2 separate regions of the Homo sapiens genome follow, and region 2 is linked to region 1. Evidence: chromatin loops called from intact Hi-C (ENCODE). Cell type or tissue: natural killer cell. All regions are shown on one strand. Each heading gives the region's core, and the rest is flanking DNA. Links, peaks and the distances in the headings are about the cores only. Region 1 has its middle 81 kb from the start of LYSMD4. Region 2 has its middle 20 kb from the start of TARS3.

Region 1 (9,802 bases), core at 1,123-9,122:
CAGCCTCCCGAGTAGCTGGGATTACAGGCACCTGCCACCCCACCTGGCTAAGTTTTGTGGTTTTAGTAGAGACGGGGTTCACCATCTTGGCCAGGCTGGTTTTGAACTCCTGACCTCGTGATCCACCTGCCTCGGCCTCCTAAAATCCTGGGATTACAGGTGTGAGCCACTGTGCCTGGCTGAACTTTCAAGAAGAAGTTTGTGTATCAATTTTCAAAAAACTATCATATCAAAAGAGAGCTGTGTCCTACATTTGGAAAGATACAAAAACTGAACCTTCTGGCAGGCAGTTTTGCTTGCTGGAGCTTGAGATAGAGCCACACATTGGCCTCAGTGGATTTATGGAGAAAAATAGATACAGAAAGTTATTTATAAATAAGACCAAAAAATCCTTTTCTTGAGCAGTGACAGGTAAAGAGGTTGTCTTGGTTAACCTTGAAATGTGTTGCCCTTGATCAAGACAGTTTTATGGTGGGGATGGTAGTGGAGATAAACTTGTTTGACATTTGTCCACTTATGGTAACCTTTGTGGTGGCTGTCACAGACAACTTCATCCTCACAGACCTTAAAATTACTGTAAAACTAATAGAATGGAGGAGAAACAAGGGACCTGAATAATTAGATGCTTAGATAATTGTAATGTGTTTTCATAACTGGTGAAAAACAGCAGTGTTAGAAGCACTTAAACATTCTATGTAAGGAACACTGCCTGAATTTATATTGTGATTTTTGAGCACCATTCACTGTTTAAAAACTGGCATATTGTAGGTCATATTTTAAAGACAAATAGAAAACTTATCTTTTCAAGATTGATATAAAGCTTAACCTTATCAAAATTACAAAATTTAAAAAATATGATTGAAAAATATTAATGCATAGGTTTAAATATTGGTCATCATTTTAGATGTCTTTCAAAATAGATTGTCTTTTAAATATTAAACTGAACAAACTTTGAACATGTTGTAGAGTTTGTGCTGAAGGTTAAGTTTCCTGTGGTGGTGGTGGTGGATATTTTATAATATGGATAACAAAACCTTCTTATTTTAAGAAATTTAGAAAATTTTTAGGCAAAACTAGAAAATATTACTGATAATTCTACCACTCAGAAGGTACCACTATCAGAATTTTGTATTTTTTCAGTCATCTGCGCATCTCTTTTCTCCTGTGTTTGTATATGTTCCCTCTCCCTTGAAAAATCAGATTTTTCTTGTAATCTGCTTTTTCACTCAACAATATTGTAGATCCGTGTCATAACTTACTCCTCTGCAGTGGCTTCAGTTATTGTACACTTTCTGTTAGATGATTATACCATCTAGTCAGTCATGTTTCCTGGTACTGAATACATAGGCTGTATGTGTGTGTGTGTGTGTGTGTTTCTACCTTAACTAATGCTTTAGACATCAATAGGTAGAGCTGAATACTTGAAACCTTCCAAGTGGTGGCTTTCAGTTCTCATTGCTGAATTGGTTTCTAGAGATGGAACAAATTATATTGTATGGAAAGTTTTTTTTGTTTTTTTTTTTGAGACTTAGTCTTGCTCTTGTCACCCAGGCTGGAGTGCAATGGCATGATCTCAGCTCACTGCAACATCTGCCTCCTGGGTTCAAGCGATTCTCCTGCCTCAGCCTCCCAAGTAGCTGGGATTACAGGTGCCTGCCACCACGCCGGCTAATTTTTCTAGTTTTAGTAGAGATGGGGTTTCACCATGTTGGCCAGGCTGATCTCGAACTCCTGACCTCAGGTGATCCACCTGCTTTGGCCTCCCAAAATGCTGGGATTACAGGTGTGAGCCACCATGCCCGGCCTTTTTTTCTTCTAGGTACCAGCTTGTATTTATCAGTTTGGTAAGAATGTTAGAAAGTGTGCAATAAAATGGGCAGTCTCACAGTCATGGCACAAAGTATAATTATCTTTGACTTTCTAGAAAGCAGTTTGGCTTTCTAGAAACTTGCCTAACCTCTCCGCATTTAGGCAAGATGAATTCTGACTACCCCAAGGTGGCCAACCTTGTCCCTGTGATTCCAGATCTCCCAGAAAGAGAGGTTTAGTCTCAGGGAAAACCCACATTTTCTTGGCTTAGCCCACCTTGACAGCTAATCACTGGAAATCGGGTGGGCTGGTCAGATTTTGTGTCAAGAGAGGGAGGTGGAAAGATGGGAGGGAGGTAGCAAAACCGGCCTCAGTGGAACTCTGTAAGTTAATATGGAATGGCAAAGGGATGTTTCTTCCAAGGAAGAAGTTCTAGGGAAGGAAGGTAAGTGGAGGGGAAGGCAGCAGTTCTCAAAGTTTTGGAATCAGGACTCCTTTATACTCTTAAAAATATATTGAGGGCCCAAGGAGCTTTGGTTTATGTAGGTTATATCTATTGGTATTTATCACTAGAAATTAAATCAGAAATATTTAAACTATTCTTTAAAAGCTCATCACATATTGTTATAAATGCTTTTATGAAAACATTTCTAAACCCAAAGTAGCACAGTCTTACGTTTTTTGCAAATTTCTTTGATGTTTGGTATGTCGTTTTCATCTGCATTCAATTTATTGTGTGATATTTGCTTGAAAAAATGTGAACAATGTCCAATCTCATACAGATAGCCATTTTAGATTATTGTGGAGATATATATATATATATATATATAAAATAATATATATATATTTTTTAGATGGGGTCTTGCTCTGTTGCCCAGGCTGGAATGCAGTGGTGTAATCACAGCTCACTGCAGTCTCAGTCTCTGGGGACTCAGGTGATTCTCCCACCTCAGCCTCCAGAGTAGTTGGGACTACAGGTGTGTATCACCACACCTGGCTAATTTTTTCTATCTTTTTATAGAGACAAGGTTTTGCCATGTTGCCTAGGCTTCTTTTTTGATACTCCATCAAAACTTGGTTTTTCTTGAACTTTGGATCTTTTACCCTTGCATGATATTATAACATCGTGCATTGGTCATTTAGAAAATAATGGTTCACCAAGATCTTCTACGTGTTGATACATTTGATTATATAATATCAAAATACATTCATCAATATCACCATCAATCTCATCAGAATACTTTTGGAAAGCTATGGTGTATATAAGTTTTCTAAAATTCTAATTTTTTGTTCAAAAGCTTGAATTTTATTATTGAATTTTATTATGGCCTGTCTGTTGTTTTTCTTGAATTGACAAAATCTCATTTTTTGAGAAAATGTCTCCCAAAAACCCAAGTTGAAATAACATTGTTTGTCAGTCATCCTTTCAAGTAAAAATGGTATTCCATTAAAGTGGTTAATTCACTTCACAACTTAGTCACATGAGGGTTTTTTCTCAGGCAGTCTGTAGAAATGCTCATGTGTACTTCCAATTTCATCACTTGAAATATTAAAAAGATATATTCAAGGATGAAGATGTAGTACAATTTTCACTGCTTCATCATAGACATTCTTTTTATTTTCCAACAGGGCCTTCTTCTGTCACCCATGCTGGAGTGCAGTAGCATGATCACAGCTCACGGTAGCCTCCACCTTCTGGGCTCAATCCTCCTACCTCAGCCTTCCAAGTAGCTGGGACTACAGGTATGCAACCACCATGTCCAGCTAAATTTTGTACTTTTTGTAGAGATGGAGTTTCACCATGTTGGCCAGACTGGTCTCAAACTCCTGACCTCAAGTGATCCACCTGCCTCGGCTTCCCAAAGTGCTGGGGTCACAGGCGTGAGACACCATGCCCAGCCTGCCCTTCCTTTTTAAACCTTTCCTGTGCATAGTGAAGAATACCATGACTAGTTTGGTGTTACTGCCTTTGTTTGTGCTGAAGTACCAGCATTTTTACCCACTATTGTATTTGCACCGTTACAGCAAATGTCACCATGTTAGTATTCACGTTAAAATAGTTTGGACCTGGGCGTCTGAGGGCCCCACTTTGGGAACCGTTGAAATAGGTACTTAAACCTACTATATATCATATCTTGTCATCTACAAGATTTTTAAAAACATGATTTCAGTTAATTTTTTTTGTAATTTTTACAATATGGTTTTGAGGGGTTTCAGTCCAGAGCAACAACATGTATTTTATTTAGCTTATGCTGAAGTTTACTAGATAAATACTAACCTAATAGAATGAGGTCCTAAATCTTTTTTTGCAGTTTCTTTAGCCAAAAAAAAAAAAAAACCCAAAACTAAAAGCATAAAAATGGTCCATAGGGTGTATTCCCAATGTATGCTGAAGAATTTGAAGAAGAAAATGCAATACTCAGTAAGTGGTGTTCTTTATGAATAGGATTAATTCTGAAGAGTTTCTTTTAGCCTGTGAAGGGATTTGGGACATAGTAAGAGAGGAATGAGAAGAATGAGAATAGTAAAATAAACCATTATTGAAGAGATATACTGTTAATGATGTCCTCCTTCCATACAACTTGTTTTTTTCTTTTTTTTTTTTTGAGACAAAGTCTTGCTCTGTCACCAGGCTGGAGTGCAGTGGTGCAGTCTCAGCTCACTGCAACCTCCGCCTCCCTGGTTCAAGCCATTCCCCTGCGTCAGCCTCCTGAGTAGCTGGGACTACAGGCTCGTGCCACCATGCCCGGCTAATTTTTATATTTTATTTTAGTAGAGACAGGGTTTCACCATGTTGGCCAGGGTGGTCTCAATCTCCTGACCTCGTGATCCACCCACCCTGGCCTCCCAAAGTGCTGGGATTATAGGCGTGAGCCACCGTGCCCGGCCAACTTGTTTTTCTTAAAAGAACCTTTAGTAAATATTTGGCTTCTGTGGCTTCAGGTATAATTCAGATTACTGTTTTCAAAGCAGTGTTTCCTAAAGTTGTTTGTGCGAAATTGTTTTTGTGACTTGAATCTAGTTGTTCTGAAGCTAATATATAATAATAATGGCTTCCCCCCAATTTATAATAGCAAACAGTACAAAGTAACAGACTATTAGATGAGGGATGGAAGGAGAAGGACAAGGGTTGAAAAAGTATTGCATGCTATGTTCACCATCTGGTTAATCGATACATTTGTACTCCAAATCTGAGCATCAAGCAGTATCCCATATGCAGTAACAAACCTGCATATGTACCCACTAAATCTAAAATAGATTCTGAAAAAAAAGTTCATCCATATCAGCAATAATTGAATTGAAGGTGTAAAACTGTAATAAAAATTCAGACACTACAAAGTATCTTGTAGTTAAGCTACAAAAAAAAAACCCTAAAACCATCTATATAGAAAATTTTAGGAATTGATCTTAAAGGAAATCCAAATAAGTAGAAAATTATCATGTTCATGAATGTGATAACTTAATATTAAATTACATTATTTTTCCAATAAATCTAATATGATCATTGATTTTAATAAAATATTTGATTCTAAAACGTGCATAGAATATTTTTAATAAATAACTTGATTAATTTTTAAAAATGCAGAGGGTTGGACTTGCCTTATCAGACATTGGAACTTATTACAAATATATGGGGAAAAATGTGGTAACTGGTGAAGTTTTAGTTTCCATTAAGAAATACTGGATATGGCCGGGTGCGGTGGCTCATGCCTGTAATCCCAGCACTTTGGGAGGCTGAGGAGGGCAGATCATCTGAGGTTAGGAGTTCAAGACCAGCCCTGCCAACATGGCGAAAGCCCCTCTCTATTAAAAAAAAAAAAAAAAAAAAAATTAGCCAGGCGTGGTGGCGGGTGCCTACAATCCTAGCTACTCAGGAGGCTGAGGCAGGGAGAATCACTTGAACCTGGGAGGTGGAGGTTGCAGTGAGCTGAGATTGCACCACTACACTCCAGCATGGGTGACAGAGTGAGACTGTGTCTCAAAAAAAAAAAAAAGTGCTGGATCTCAGCGGCAATGGAAAGGGAAAGGAAAGTTACTGATGGCAACATATTACTAATGGTAAATAAGCACATGAAAAGATGCTCAATATCATATGTCATTAGAAAATTGCAAACTCAAACAATGAGATGCCACTGCATAGCTATTATAATGGCCAAAATCCAAAATACCAACACTACTGAGAGCTGGTAAAAACAATGAGCAGAAATAACTTACTCATTGCTAGTGGGGATGCGAAATGGAACATCCACTTTGGAAGACAGCTTAGCAGTTTCTTATGAAACAAAGCACACTCTTAGCCTATGATTCCATAATTGTGCTCCTTGGTATTTGCCAAATGAGTTGAAAACTTATGCCCACATAAAACATGCACACAAATGTTTGTAGCAGTGTTATTCATAATTACCAAAACAAACAACCAAGATACCTTTCAACAGGCAAATGGACCAATACTCTATGGTGTAGCCATACAATGGAATATTAATCAGTTCTGTATAGAAAAAGAGCTATCAAGCCACAAAAAGGCATGGAAGAACCTTAAATGCATATTACTGAGTGAAAGAAGCCAATATGAAAGCCTACACACTATGTGGTTTCAAGTATATGACATTTTGAAAAAGGCAAAACTGTGGAGACGGTAAAAAGATCAGTCATTTCCAGGGGTTCCTGGGGAGGAAAGAAAGGAGGAATAACTAGGTAGAGCCCAGGGGATTTTTAAGGCAGTGAAACTATTATTCTGTGTAACATTGTCATGGTGGGTACATCTTATTACACCCTGTTAAAATCCATAAAATGGACACCACAAAGAGTGAACCCTAATATAATTATGAACTTTAGATAAAAATAATTTATCAACATTGGCTTATCACTTGTAACAAATGTAACATGCTAATGTTAAAAATACCATAAGATGTTAAAAATAGGAGAAATGGGGGTGGGGTGAGAGAGTCTATGGACACGCACTTTAATTTTCACTAATACCGTCTGTAAACCTAAAACAGCTCAAAAAGTAATGTCTATTAATTTATATATATATATAATATATATGTGGTTATTGCAATGTCTTATTGCAATTAATACACAGTGAGAGATTGTGTCTAAGAACTCACATGGTCTTTAATTTGAATAACAACATTGAAATACTATATTAGCGTATTTATAAATTAAGAAAAAGTAAATTTTTCATATATGAATTGTTTGTAACACTTTATTGAAATAACACCCACATCAATCCTCATCAGTTCTGATGCCCACATAATAATTAAAAGCCTCCAGCAGGTCCAATTTCATTCATTCCTAGAACCAATGAGTTTCACTCTAGCAGGCCATGAGTAGCAGTTCTTCAACTGACAATGATATCTAGAAAGGGAAAGGTATGTTCTATTTCTTTGTGACTAGTGTCCTAAGTCATGGAGACAGAATCATGGGCTTGGAAGTAACATCATCTTCCAGGCTGCTGTGTAACTCACATTCCCAAGGAACAGACTGTCTGGGAAACCCTTTGGTCTCCATCCTTGGGATTTCTTCTTCTCCTCTACATTTGGTTTCTCTTTCTCTCTTTTTCTAAGTCATTTTTTCTTTTTCCGACCAATGATGTTTGTCCTTTTGTCCTAGGACTGGATCTCATTTATCTTTCTGGGAATAGCGCCATCTCTAAAGACTCCAAGTTAACCCACTTCATAGCTAATCATTCCAGTCTAGACACTAAATATTGCAGTGTCAGTCAACATTCCCAGGGCCAGATCTTACCTCACACCTCAGGGTCATAACTCTCTTGACTACATTGGGTTCTGTCCTACTTTTCTCATTCTTGGCCATGTGTATTTTGTCCTATCCTGGGAACAAGGAGAGGAGGCAAGAGCTTTCTCTTGCATTTCCATGTTAACCTTACTACCACATTCTTCCCAGAAAGCCAGGAAATACAATGCCAATGTTTTCCATTCAGTTTATATTTCATGTATAATTAACTTTTGTGTTGAACATGAATAAACTGAAAATTTCTTGAAATAGAAACAATTTGATAGAATTTTGTGGGTACAGTACATACAATCCATGTCCAATAAATTACTGACATCTAAACTTGTTATAGATCTTTTGTTCCATCATGTACTAATTCAGTAATTCTATTGCAATAAAACTAACATTTGTTTGTTATAATTTGTTCTCGGTAAGCCTTTTTCTGTGTTTTGCTTGTGGTTCCATTAGCTTCTAGATGAGCGCTTTTGTATATCTAATTTAGAAGCTTTACATTAAGAACAGTAAGAGAAAATCCTTTAAACTGTATTTCCACTTAAAGTAAGATTATAATAACATATGCTCCACCACATATAGATGTTCACAAAACATAAGCAAGTATGAATATTTTTTCATAACCACTTATGAAGAAATAGCAGGGCTCCTATTACATGTACTGTAACGAATGATAAAGTCATAAACACATACTATGCAAAGTAGCAATAGGCAAATCAGAGAGAGAGAGAGAAAGAGAGCACAATGTTGCTTCCAGAAGACACTGAATTTATTGCTACCACTGAAGAAATTTTTGGAAAGGATGAAGCTTTTTGCTAACGTATACGATAACAACAGCAAAAGGAATAGGACCTGGAATCTTCAGTTGAATCAGTCTATTTATAATCTCGTGTAAGAGGTAGAGAGAAAACATAGGTCATTGCTTTCTCATCATTCATTAATTCACTCACTCATTCAAAACACAAATAGATGCATGCTCTGCTAGACACTGTAGATACAAATGGTTACAACAATCTCTCAAGTTTCTCAAAGCCAGTGGGGGAAATAGGCATATAAACAACAAATATCATGCACTGTCATATTGGACACTTGAAGACTGCCTATTGGACTGTGGGACTACAATATAAGATACTGTCAATTTGTCCTAAGAAGGTCACTCACGGGGGAGTGAAAACTGAATTCCGCCACAAAGGAATAGTCAAATTTTCCAGGCCAGTAGGGAAAATGCTATTCCAGATGGCAGGAACATTGTGAGCAAAGTTAAGGATCAAGGAAAAAATATAAGTATGAAGAGATGAAAGTAGAGGCACGTTGTTCAGTACAAGGGTGGAGTATTTGGTGGAGAGAAATGAGAATTAGGGAGAGACAGACAGGGTCAGATAAAAAATGGTCATGGTCCACATAAAACTAAAGAGTTTAGAATTTATCATGAGACAAATAGGTGTCATTCAAAGATATTATAAGGTACAACATGATGAGATTTGCACTTCAGAACCGCAGCCCTGATAGTGGTTTAGAGGCTGGATTACAGGTGGGGATGGAGGAGCTGTGGTGGAGGCCAGGGTAGGAGAGAAAGGAGTGTGAGGAGTGGTGGGGTGAGTGGGGTGGGGATGGATTTCCTAAAAAGGTGATAGAGGAAGAGAGATTGGGTTGGGACATTCAGAGGTGAGAACAGAAGGAAAAAAAAAAAAAACAGATCTAAAAGGAAAGAGAAGTGATAGGCCTGTGTACCAGTTTGAATAACAATACTACAACTGTTTATCGAGAGCTCATGATGTACCAAACATGATATTTTAATCCTCACTACAATTAATTTTGTAAATTTTTTTATTTTTACTTTTATCAGTTGATATTCAGAGGAGTTAAATCGCTTACTGAAGGCCATGCCAATTTTAAGTGAAGGGATGAGGTTAAAACTAAATGCTACTAGATACAGAGCTGATGTCCTCTCAACTACATTCTTTGGCCCTCTTAACTGGATCAGCAACAGGGGAGAGGGCGGAGACTAGAATAGCTCTTCACAGTTCTCTGGATCTGCTTGGATACTGTCCAGTTTGGAGGAAGAAGATGAATTAAATGGAGATATCTGAGGGATATTCAGGTGCAAAAGATAAATACGCAGTTGGATACATGGGTCTGAAGAAGGTTCCTGGTGACACTGGTTGGTAGATAGACTGAGAGCTGAAATTCACCTGCAGTAATTGTTACTCTGTGTCTTCCTGTTGAATTTATGAGTCAGATCAAT
Region 2 (9,802 bases), core at 1,036-9,035, 1.9 Mb after region 1:
GAATCAGTGAAAATTTTACTACATTTTTATCCTTGAATATGTCTTTTTAATATTTCAAGTGATGAAATTGGAAGTACACATGAGCATTTCTACAGACTGCCTGAGAAAAAACCCTCGTGTGACTAAGTCGTGAAGTGAATTAACCACTTTAATGGAATACCATTTTTACTTGAAAGGATGACTGACAAACAATGTTATTTCAACTTGGGTTTTTGGGAGACATTTTCTCAAAAAAATGAGATTCTGTCATTTCAAGAAAAACAACAGGCAGGCCATAATAAAATTCAATAATAAAATTGCTAATAATAAAATTCAAGCTTTTGAACAAAAAATTAGTTTTAGAAAACTTATATCCACCATAGCTTTCCAAAAGTATTCTGATGAGATTGATGGTGATATTGATGAATGTATTTTGATATTGTATAATCAAACGTATCAACATGTAGAAGATCTTGAACCATTATTTTCTAAATGACCAATGCATGATGTTGTAATATCATGCAAAGGTAAAAGATCCAAAGTTCAAGAAAAACCAAGTTTTGATGGAGTATCAAAAAAGAAGCCTAGGCAACATGGCAAAACCCTGTCTCTACAAAAAGATACAAAAAATTAGCCAGGTGTGGTGATACACACCTGTAGTCCCAACTACTCTGGAGGCTGAGGTGGGAGGATCACCTGAGTCCCCGGAGACTAAGGCTGCAGTGAGCTGTGATCACACCGCTGCATTCCAGCCTGGGCAACACAGCAAGACCCCATCTCAAAAAAAATTAAAAAAAAATATATATATATATCTCCACAATGATCTAAAATGGCTATCTGTATAAGATTGGACATTGTTCATGTTTTTTAAAGCAAATATCACACAATAAATTGAATGCAGATGAAAATGACATACCAAACATCAAAGAAATTTGCAAAAAATGTAAGACTGTGCTACTTTTGGTTTAGAAATGTTTTCATAAAAGCATTTATAACAATATGTGGTGAGCTTTTAAAGAATAGTTTAAATATTTCTGATTTAATTTCTAGTGATAAATACCAATAGATATAACCTACATAAACCAAAGCTCCTTGGGCCCTCAATATATTTTTAAGAGTATAAAGGAGTCCTGATTCCAAAACTTTGAGAACTGCTGCCTTCCCCTCCACTTTCCTTCCTTCCCTAGAATTTCTTCCTGGGAAGAAACATCCCTTTGCCATTCCATATTAACTTACAGAGTTCCACTGAGGCCAGTTTTGCTACCTCCCTCCCATCTTTCCACCTCCCTCTCTTGACACAAAACCTAACCAAAGGACTTTACCAGCCCACCCCATTTCCAGTGATTAGCTGTCAAGGTGGGCTAAGCCAAGAAAATCTGGGTTTTCTCTGAGACTAGCCCTCTCTTTCTGGGAGATTGGAATCACAGGGGCAAGGCTGGCTACCTTGGGATAGTCAGAATTCATCTTGCCTAAATGGGGAGAGGTTAGGCAAGTTTCTAGAAAGCCAAACTGCTTTCTAGAAAGTCAAAGATAATTATACTTTCTGCCACAACTGTGAGAATGCCCATTTTCTAACATTTTTACCAAACTGATAAATAAAAGCTGGTACCTAGAAGAAAAAAAGGCCGGGTGTGGGGGCTTACATCTGTAATCCCAGCACTTTGAGAGGCCGAGGCAGACAGATCACCTGAGGTCAGGAGTTTGAGACCAGCCTGGCCAATATGGTGAAACCCCGTCTCCACTAAAAATACAAAAATTAGCTGGGTGTGGTGGCAGGCACCTGTAATCCCATCTACTTGGGCAGCTGAGGCAGGAGAATTGCTTGAACCTGGGAGGCAGAGGTTGCAGTGAGCTGAGATCACACCATTGCACGGCAGCCTGGGTGACAAGAGTGAGACTTTGTCTCAAAAAAAAAGTTTCCATATAATATAATTTGTTCCATCTCTAGAAACCAATTCAGCAATGAGAACTGAAAGCCACCACTTGGAAGGTTTCAAGGATTCAGCTCTACCTATTGATGTCTAAAGCATTAGTTAAGGTAGAAACACACACACACACACACACATACAGCCTATGTATTCAGTACCAGGAAACATGACGGGCTAGATGGTATAATCATCCAACAGAAAGCGCACAATAACTGAAGCCACTGCAGAGGAGTAAGTTACGACACGGATCTACAATATTGTTGAGTGAAAAAGCAGATTACAAAAAAAATCTGATTTTTCAAGGGAGAGGGAACATATACAAGCATAGGAGAAAAGAGATGAGCAGATGACTGGAAAAATACAAAATTCTGATAGTGGTACCTTCTGAGTGGTAGAATTATCAGTAATATTTTCTAGTTTTGCCTAAAAATTTTCTAAATTTCTTAAAATAAGGTTTTGTTATCCATATTATAAAAGATCCACCACCCCAGGAAACTTAACCTTCAGCACAAACTCTACAACATGTTCAAAGTTTGTTCAGTTTAATATTTAAGAGACAATCTATTTTGAAAGACATCTAAAATGATGACCAATATTTAAACCTATGCATTAATATTTTTCAATCATATGCTTTAAATTTTGTAATTTTGATAAGGTTAAGCTTTATATCCACCTTGAAAAGGTAAGTTTTCTATTTGTCTTCAAAATATGACCTAAAATAGGCCAGTTTTTAAACAGCGAATGGTGCTCAAAAACCGCAATATAAATTCAGGCAGTGTTCCTTACATAGAATGTTTAAGTGCTTCTAACACTGCTGTTTTTCACCAGTTATGAAAACACATTACAATTATCTAAGCATCTAATTATTCAGGTCCCTTGTTTCTCCTCCATTCTATCAGTTTTATAGTAATTTTAAGGCCTGTGAGGATGAAGTTGTCTGTGATGGCTACCACAAAGGTTACTATAAGTGGACAAATTTCCAACAAGTTTATCTCCACTACCATCCCCACCATAAAACTGTCTTGATCAAGGGCAACACATTTCAAGGTTAACCAAGACAACCTCTTTACCTGTCACTGCTCAAGAAAAGGATTTTTTGGTCTTATTTAGAATTAACTTTCTGTATCTATTTTTCTCCATAAATCCACTGAGGCCAATGTGTGGCTCTATCTCAAGCTCCAGCAAGCAAAACTGCCTGCCAGAAGGTTCAGTTTTTGTATCTTTCCAAATGTAGGACACAGCTCTCTTTTGATATCATAATTATTTGAAAATTGATGCACAAACTTCTTCTTGAAAGTTCAGCCAGGCACAGTGGCTCACGCCTGTAATCCCAGCATTTTAGGAGGCAGAGGCAGGTGGATCACGAGGTCAGGAGTTCAAAACCAGCCTGGCCAAGATGGTGAACCCCGTCTCTACTAAAACCACAAAACTTAGCCAGGTGGGGTGGCAGGTGCCTGTAATCCCAGCTACTCGGGAGGCTGAGGCAGGAGAATCGCTTGAACCTGGGTGGCGGAGGTTGCAGTGAGACCAGATCGTGCCACTGCACTCCAGCCTGGGTGACAGAGTGAGAATCCGTCTTAAAAGAAAAGAAAAGAAAAAGTTCAGATATACAGCAGTTGTAATTCTTCTGAAAGCTAGTTATGGGACACATTACTTTCACACTTTGCTGTTCAATAAATGTGGGGTGGAGAATAAAGTAAACTGACAGAATTACCATATAAAATAAAATTCTAAGTGCTCTGACAACAAAAGAAACTTAAAACACACACACACACACACTCTCTCTCTCACACACAGTTTTCCCTGCTAATCATTTTACAACTAAACAACCAAAGTAGCTAACCCAGAGCCCACAACAGCAGAGTAAAAATTCTAACACTTGGTTAAATAAAAATGCACATATACCGCTGTGAGCTAAAAAAAAATGCTTAAGCATTCAAAGACAGACAGCAATTACAGCTACTGAGAACATCATTGTAAGCAAACTGAGGCAGAGAAAACAAAGGTGCTGATGAGGAATTGAACCACCTAACCTGCAGAAACCCACTGGATGGTTTCCTAGGTTCCGAGTTGGCATTATCTTTCAGAGTGATTTCTAAAAGAGATCACATAATACTGTTACAAAGGATCTGGAGAAAGGGACCCTTGCTTTATCTCTCTGGCTCTCCAGTCATGCTTTACATTTTCACTTCTTACGCTCTCATATGAAATCAATTTACAGACTTCCTTCAAGCCCTTAGAGACCTTTTTGTACTATCCATGACAAGTTCTTGATGTAGCTCTGCACTTTTGACAAATTCTTAGCAGTTAACTTTCAAGGCAGTTAAGATTTCTGTTCAAGCACGATATAGCTAGAATAGGGTCATATACTCAATAAAACAAATATTTACCAAGCATTTACTGACTGGAAGATAAAAAGCACAAAGCATAATTATAAAATATTTTCCCCTGCCACCATAAAAAAAAAATTAAAAAGGCCTACAGAATATAGCATAACATGACCAAAGCAAAAATAGTGAGGACCAAAGAGGGGAGGAAGGGAAAATATCAGCATGAACTGAATATGACCCAGGAGAGCCTTGATGGTCAGACATGTAAAGACAAATTGGGTAGGGTGAAGGGGTGGAGGTCAGGGACGCATCCTACAGGGGAAAAACAGCTCACACAGAAGCCTGAAAGGAAAAGCGGGCAGACACCTGTACGGGACTCTTACCTGCCGCCTTGACTGTACAATGAGCCCTTCCAGAACACAGCAGCGCGCGGCCAGGCCCCGGGGAGAGGGATCGCTCAAACAGCACCAGAGGCTGCATTCCAACTTTTCCTCCGTCAACGAGGCCGTTTTCATTGTTAGTTTCTCCTTAAACACAAACTTAAAAACAACTGGCTTAAATCTACTATCGCATCTTGCGTGATCATGTTTGTGCCTTACAGTGACAGGCTGCAAACGATAGAAATTCAACCCAAACTGTCACAAGAAAAGAAGGAAAGGCTTGTAACTACTTAAACATATTGCTAATTAAAGATGTCTGGAAAATTGACTCAAAAACAAAAACAAAAACAAAACAACAACAAAAAATTGGCCGAACACGCGGGAACAGGGAAAACCTGACTGAAGAATGAGGCCTTAAAACTTAAGGGCCTTGGGTCCCGGCGCGGTGGCTCACGCCTGGAATCCCAGCACTTTGGGAGGCAGAGGTGGGTCATTTGAGGTCAGGAGTTCGAGACCAGCCTGGCCAACACGGTGAAACCCCCTCTCTACTAAAAACACAAAAGTTCACCAGCCTTGGTGGCGGGGCCTGTAATCCAGCTACTGGGGAGGCTGAGGCAGGAGAATCGCTTTAACCCGTGGACTGTCAAGAGACATAGGCTGCAGTGAGCCGAGATCCCACCACTGCACTCCAGCCTGGGCGACAATGAGACTGTCTCAAAAAAAAAAAAGAAAAGAAAAAAAAACTTTTTTTTTTTTTTGAGAGAAGTCTCGCTCTTGTCCCCCAGGTTTGAGTGCAATGGCTTAATCTGGGCTCACTGCAACCTCCGCCTCCCGGGTTCAAACGATTCTCCTGCCTCTGCCTCCCAAGTAGCTGGGATTAAGGCGCCTGCCACCACGCCCGGCTAATTTTTGTAGTTTTTAGTAGAAACGCGGTTTGACCATGTTGGCCACGCTGGTCTCGAACTCCTGACCTCAGGAGATCCGCCCGCCTCGGCCTCCCAAAGTGCTGGGATTACAGGCGTGCGCCACCGCGCCCAGGCAAAAAACGCGAGCATCTCAGAGGCCTTTTCCCTTCCGCGCCTGGGCTCAAACGACGCTGGAGCGCCCCGCCCCGCCCCGTCGCGGTCCCGGGAGCAGTCCCGCTGACTGAGGGCGACCATGGGTCCCAAGAGGGCTCCGGCCGCCGCGGGCTCCCACCTCGGTGCGTGGCGACGGCGGCCAAGAGGGGCCAGCGGCCCCCGAGTCAGCCCCGCGCCAGGAGCCGGAGAGACGCGCCCTCCGCCTCCTCCCACCCAAGCCTCGCGCAGTCCCGGGGGCGGGGCGGGGCCAGCTGAGGGAGGAAGGGGCGGGGACCCGGGGCCTCTACCCGTTAGGCTGCCGTTGGTCCCGAGACTCCCCCATCTGCGCCCCCGCCCTGCCCTGCGAGGCCGCCGCCGCGCGCCCCACCGTCTGTTGCAGTGGAGCGTGAGCCGCGGCTGCGGCTCCTGGTTCTTGTGGAAGGTAGACGCCAGCAACTTCAGCTTGGCCTTAACCCTGACAGGGACATCTTCCCTCATCTCCGGCGGGAGGGGCGCGGAAGGGGAGCCGCTGTCATGGCTGCGACCACCCAGCGGGACCGCCCGGCCGAGCGCTCGCGGCTTCGCCTCTCCCCGCCGCCTCAACCTTCGTGGGAGCGCGGATGGAAAATGGGAAGGGGCACCGAGGCCTCGGCGGGGAGCTGCGCGGCGGCCTCGGGGGCTGCTCCCTTTGCGACCGACGCCACCGATAGGAGGGGCGGCTCCTGTCAAGCCTCAGCTTAAAAGGGCAACAGCGGCCGGGCGCGGGGGCTCCCGCCTGTCATCCCAGCACTTTGGGAGGCCGAGGCGGGCGGATCACGAGGTCAGGAGATCGAGACCATCCCGGCTAACACGGGGAAACCCCGTCTCCACTAAAAATACAAAAAATTAGCCGGGCGCGGTGGCTCACGCCTGTAATCCTAGCACTTTGGGAGGCCGAGGCGGGCGGATCACGAGGTCAGGAGATCGAGACCATCCTGGCTAACACGGGGAAACCCCGTCTCTACTAAAAATACAAAAAATGAGCCGGGCGCGGTGGCGGGCGCCTGTGGTCCCAGCTACTCGGGAGGCTGGGGCAGGAGAATGGCGCGAACCCGGGAGGCGGAGCTTGCAGTGAGCCGAGATCGCGCCACCGCACTCCAGCCTGGGCGACAGAGCGAGACTCCGTCTCAAAAAAAAAAAAAAAGAAAAAGAAAAAGGACAACAGCACCACCGTCCCCGCTACCGCCTGGGAAAGGGCTGCCCCAACCCTGCCACCTTCCCTGTCACCCCTCAACCCGGCGCGCACCCGTTTTGGCGGTTGCACGAGTCCAGAGCGTGCGCGCGCTCCCGGCTGCCCCCTCCTCCCCTTGACCCAGCACCTTTCTGCCCGACCCATCTAGTCCCTACATTCCTCACACTCGCCTACTGGAGGCTCAGGGCGGCACAACCACCAACTGTAGTGTGTGTGTTTCTCCCGAGTGTGTGTGTGTGTGTCTCCCAAGGGAACAGAGCACTGCTGAGTTCAGGTTGATTATTAGGTCGTGGACTGTCAGCAAAATGCAGTCACAAGAAGGCTGTGGGCTGTTTTGTGTTTTGCGGTGACATCATGTTGCTCATGTTTTATGTTTTTCAGAGTTCATTAGTTTCTATTTGTTCTCAGTTAATATCCACCTCAATAGATTGCATAAGTAGAATACCCCCAAACTGAAAGTCACCTACATAAAGTGTAGTGAAAAATATGTCACCCACTTAAACTATAGCTTAAACTATAGTTGAAGTTGTGTACACACTAGTTTTGTGTAGCCAACACTAGGTAATGGGTAAAGGCACAGGATCCTGGGGCTCTACTGCCTGGTTCAATTTCCAACTTTGCCATTTGCTGACTGTGAAATACTAGACAACTTTAAGCCTCAGTTTCTTTCTTTTTTTTAAACTTAATCCCAAATGTGATAGTAAGTCTCAGTTTCTTGATCTGAAAAACAGAAATTATTCAATGAGAGTCTGTGAAAACATTAAAGTTTTTAAAGCCACTGCCTGGCTCAGGAAAGTCCTCAGCTTTAGCCGTTATTAGCTATGATAATTATTGTGTTGGCTACACGTGCATTAATGAGGTAGGAAAATGCTCAAGGATAACAACCAAGTATCCAGATTATCTCATGAGACCGAGAGAGATGCATATGTGTGCATGCTCATGTTTCAGCTCAGAGCGCTTTGTCTAGAAGGCTCTTGAACTCAGAGGCCCAGGCACTATCAACTTGACTTTGCAGTGGAGGCATCACTTTTGTTGATCAATGAAATTGACATAATGCTCATTTTTTTTTTAGCACCGACCATGTGCCGAGAGCTAACTGTGTCAAGAAGAGCATGCTTCAGTTGGCTGGAGTGAGCAATTCAACTTGTGGAGGAGTGAGAAATGTTAGTGTTGAGACAAGAAACGTAAAACCCCAGGGTAAGGTAGGAATCAGTGAAAGGCAGAGGAACTGCCGTCCAGTAATGAGTTAGGCTTTGCTGGCTTCTGGCCCTACAGATGACTCTTTGGAGAGGAAAAAATTAAGCTAGGCCCGAGGGCACAGATCCTAAGGGAATGCTGGCAGCCTAGGCTGTCTATGGAAGAGAAGCAGAGGGTGGCACCTGGTTGAAAGAGGGGGTTGGGGGACAGAGCTTGAGGCTGTGTTTACAGATGGAGTCCTCTGATTCCTGTGACTGGGGAAGGAGATCGTGCTGGATCAGGGCACCTCAAATCAGAACTCTTCCCACCCACACCCCTTCTTTTCAGGGCGTCTTTCATTGCAAACAGTAGATAAACTAGTTGGAAAACTCAGCAGATTCTCACGGTGGTGCCTAGCAGGCCAGGCCTAGCTGCCGTTTAAGCTGTGACTGAGGGTGATGCCACTGGCCTGTAAACACACATTGGACAATCTTTACGTCCGTGGACACGCCATGCCCCACAGAGACAGCTGTGCATGGTTCTTTAGGTTTGGGGTGCTGTGCTGGCAGTTGCCTGATAAATGTGTAGGATTAAAATGGGATGCCCTGGAGCTTAGCTAACCTTTATCCCCCCTCCCCCCTCTAAAATGAAGGGGCTGCTAGTTTTGTTTGCTTTATGAAAGATGGATCTGTTATTGTTTTTAGAACCTTTGGAGAAAGATTTGTTGGGAGGAAGCGATCCTGAACCCCCAGAGATTTTCTCATTTACTGGTGCACCAGCTTTCGAGTCCTAGGTCTTCATCCTGGCTCAGCCACCCTCCAGCTGTGTGACCTTTGAGAAGTTGCTTGACTACACTGAGTCTCATTGTCACCTATGAGTGGAGGTTGCTACATTGCTACTGTGTGGAGCACCTACCCCCAGCCACTCTTACAGGGTGATGGTGACGATTAAATGCAATAATAAGGCTGAAGGAGGAGGATCGCTTGAAGCCAGGAGTTTGAGACTAGCCTGGGCAACAAAGCCAGACCACATTTCTATGAAAATGTTTTTTTAAAAAATTAGCTGGACTTGGTGGCTTGGGCCTACAGTCCAGCTACTCGAGAGGCTGAGGTGAGACCACTTGAGCCCAGGAGCTTGAGGCTGCAGTGAGCTGTGATTGCACCACTGCACTCCCGCCCAGGAAACAGAGAGAGACCCTATCTCAAATAAATGAATAAGTAAATAAATAAAATAATAAAATAATGCATGCAATTAGTACACTAGTACATGATCAGGCACATGATAACTGCTCGATAAATGGTAGCCTCAGTAAACTTTATAATGTTTTAAAGGAGAATGTCCTTTGGACTCAGCCTTTCAAATGACAGAGCATTTGAAAAGACTGATTTGTATGATGGCTATTTCCTACAGATACAAGACTGTACCTCCAGGGACTCAAGGCATTGGCTCAGTGGGGCACCTTGTTCTGTTTACTCTTGTTTTGGTCAGCACCGATTGCCCTAGGGCTAAGCAGGGCTGCCACCACAGACTCAGTTGCCAAGAGTATCCCCCTCCCCAAGCTAGCCATGGGAAAGCCACTCGCATTGTAAGACTACAGGAAATCAAAGGGAATAAAAAGCACAATTTAGTCACCTACTCTCCAGTTGATGGGCAATAGGTTTTTGCTATTTTGAACAGAGCTGTTAGGAACATTCCTTGTCCACATCCCCTGTTTTATATA

What was found. A loop is a pair of places that touch in the nucleus more often than their neighbours do. Peaks named below come from ENCODE experiments on the same cell type or tissue, not always from the same donor. Only the 100,000 strongest peaks of a DNase experiment are listed, where the experiment ranks them.
Region 2: it touches region 1 in a loop (13-fold over the local background); 3 of 110 quality-filtered maps call a loop at or near these places.

What each region holds. Positions count from the first base shown.
Region 1 is chr15:99,809,535-99,819,336 of GRCh38, forward strand. It overlaps the pseudogene LOC400464. Among named protein-coding and RNA genes, the nearest start is that of LYSMD4, 81 kb to the left of the region's middle. In natural killer cell, for the core only: no CTCF peak of the experiment used is centred there; no DNase peak of the experiment used is centred there.
Region 2 is chr15:101,739,821-101,749,622 of GRCh38, forward strand. It overlaps the pseudogene UBE2Q2P13. Among named protein-coding and RNA genes, the nearest start is that of TARS3, 20 kb to the left of the region's middle. RefSeq lists a silencer at 6,599-6,969. In natural killer cell, for the core only: no CTCF peak of the experiment used is centred there; a DNase peak (open chromatin) is centred at 5,687; H3K4me3 peaks cover 212 bases.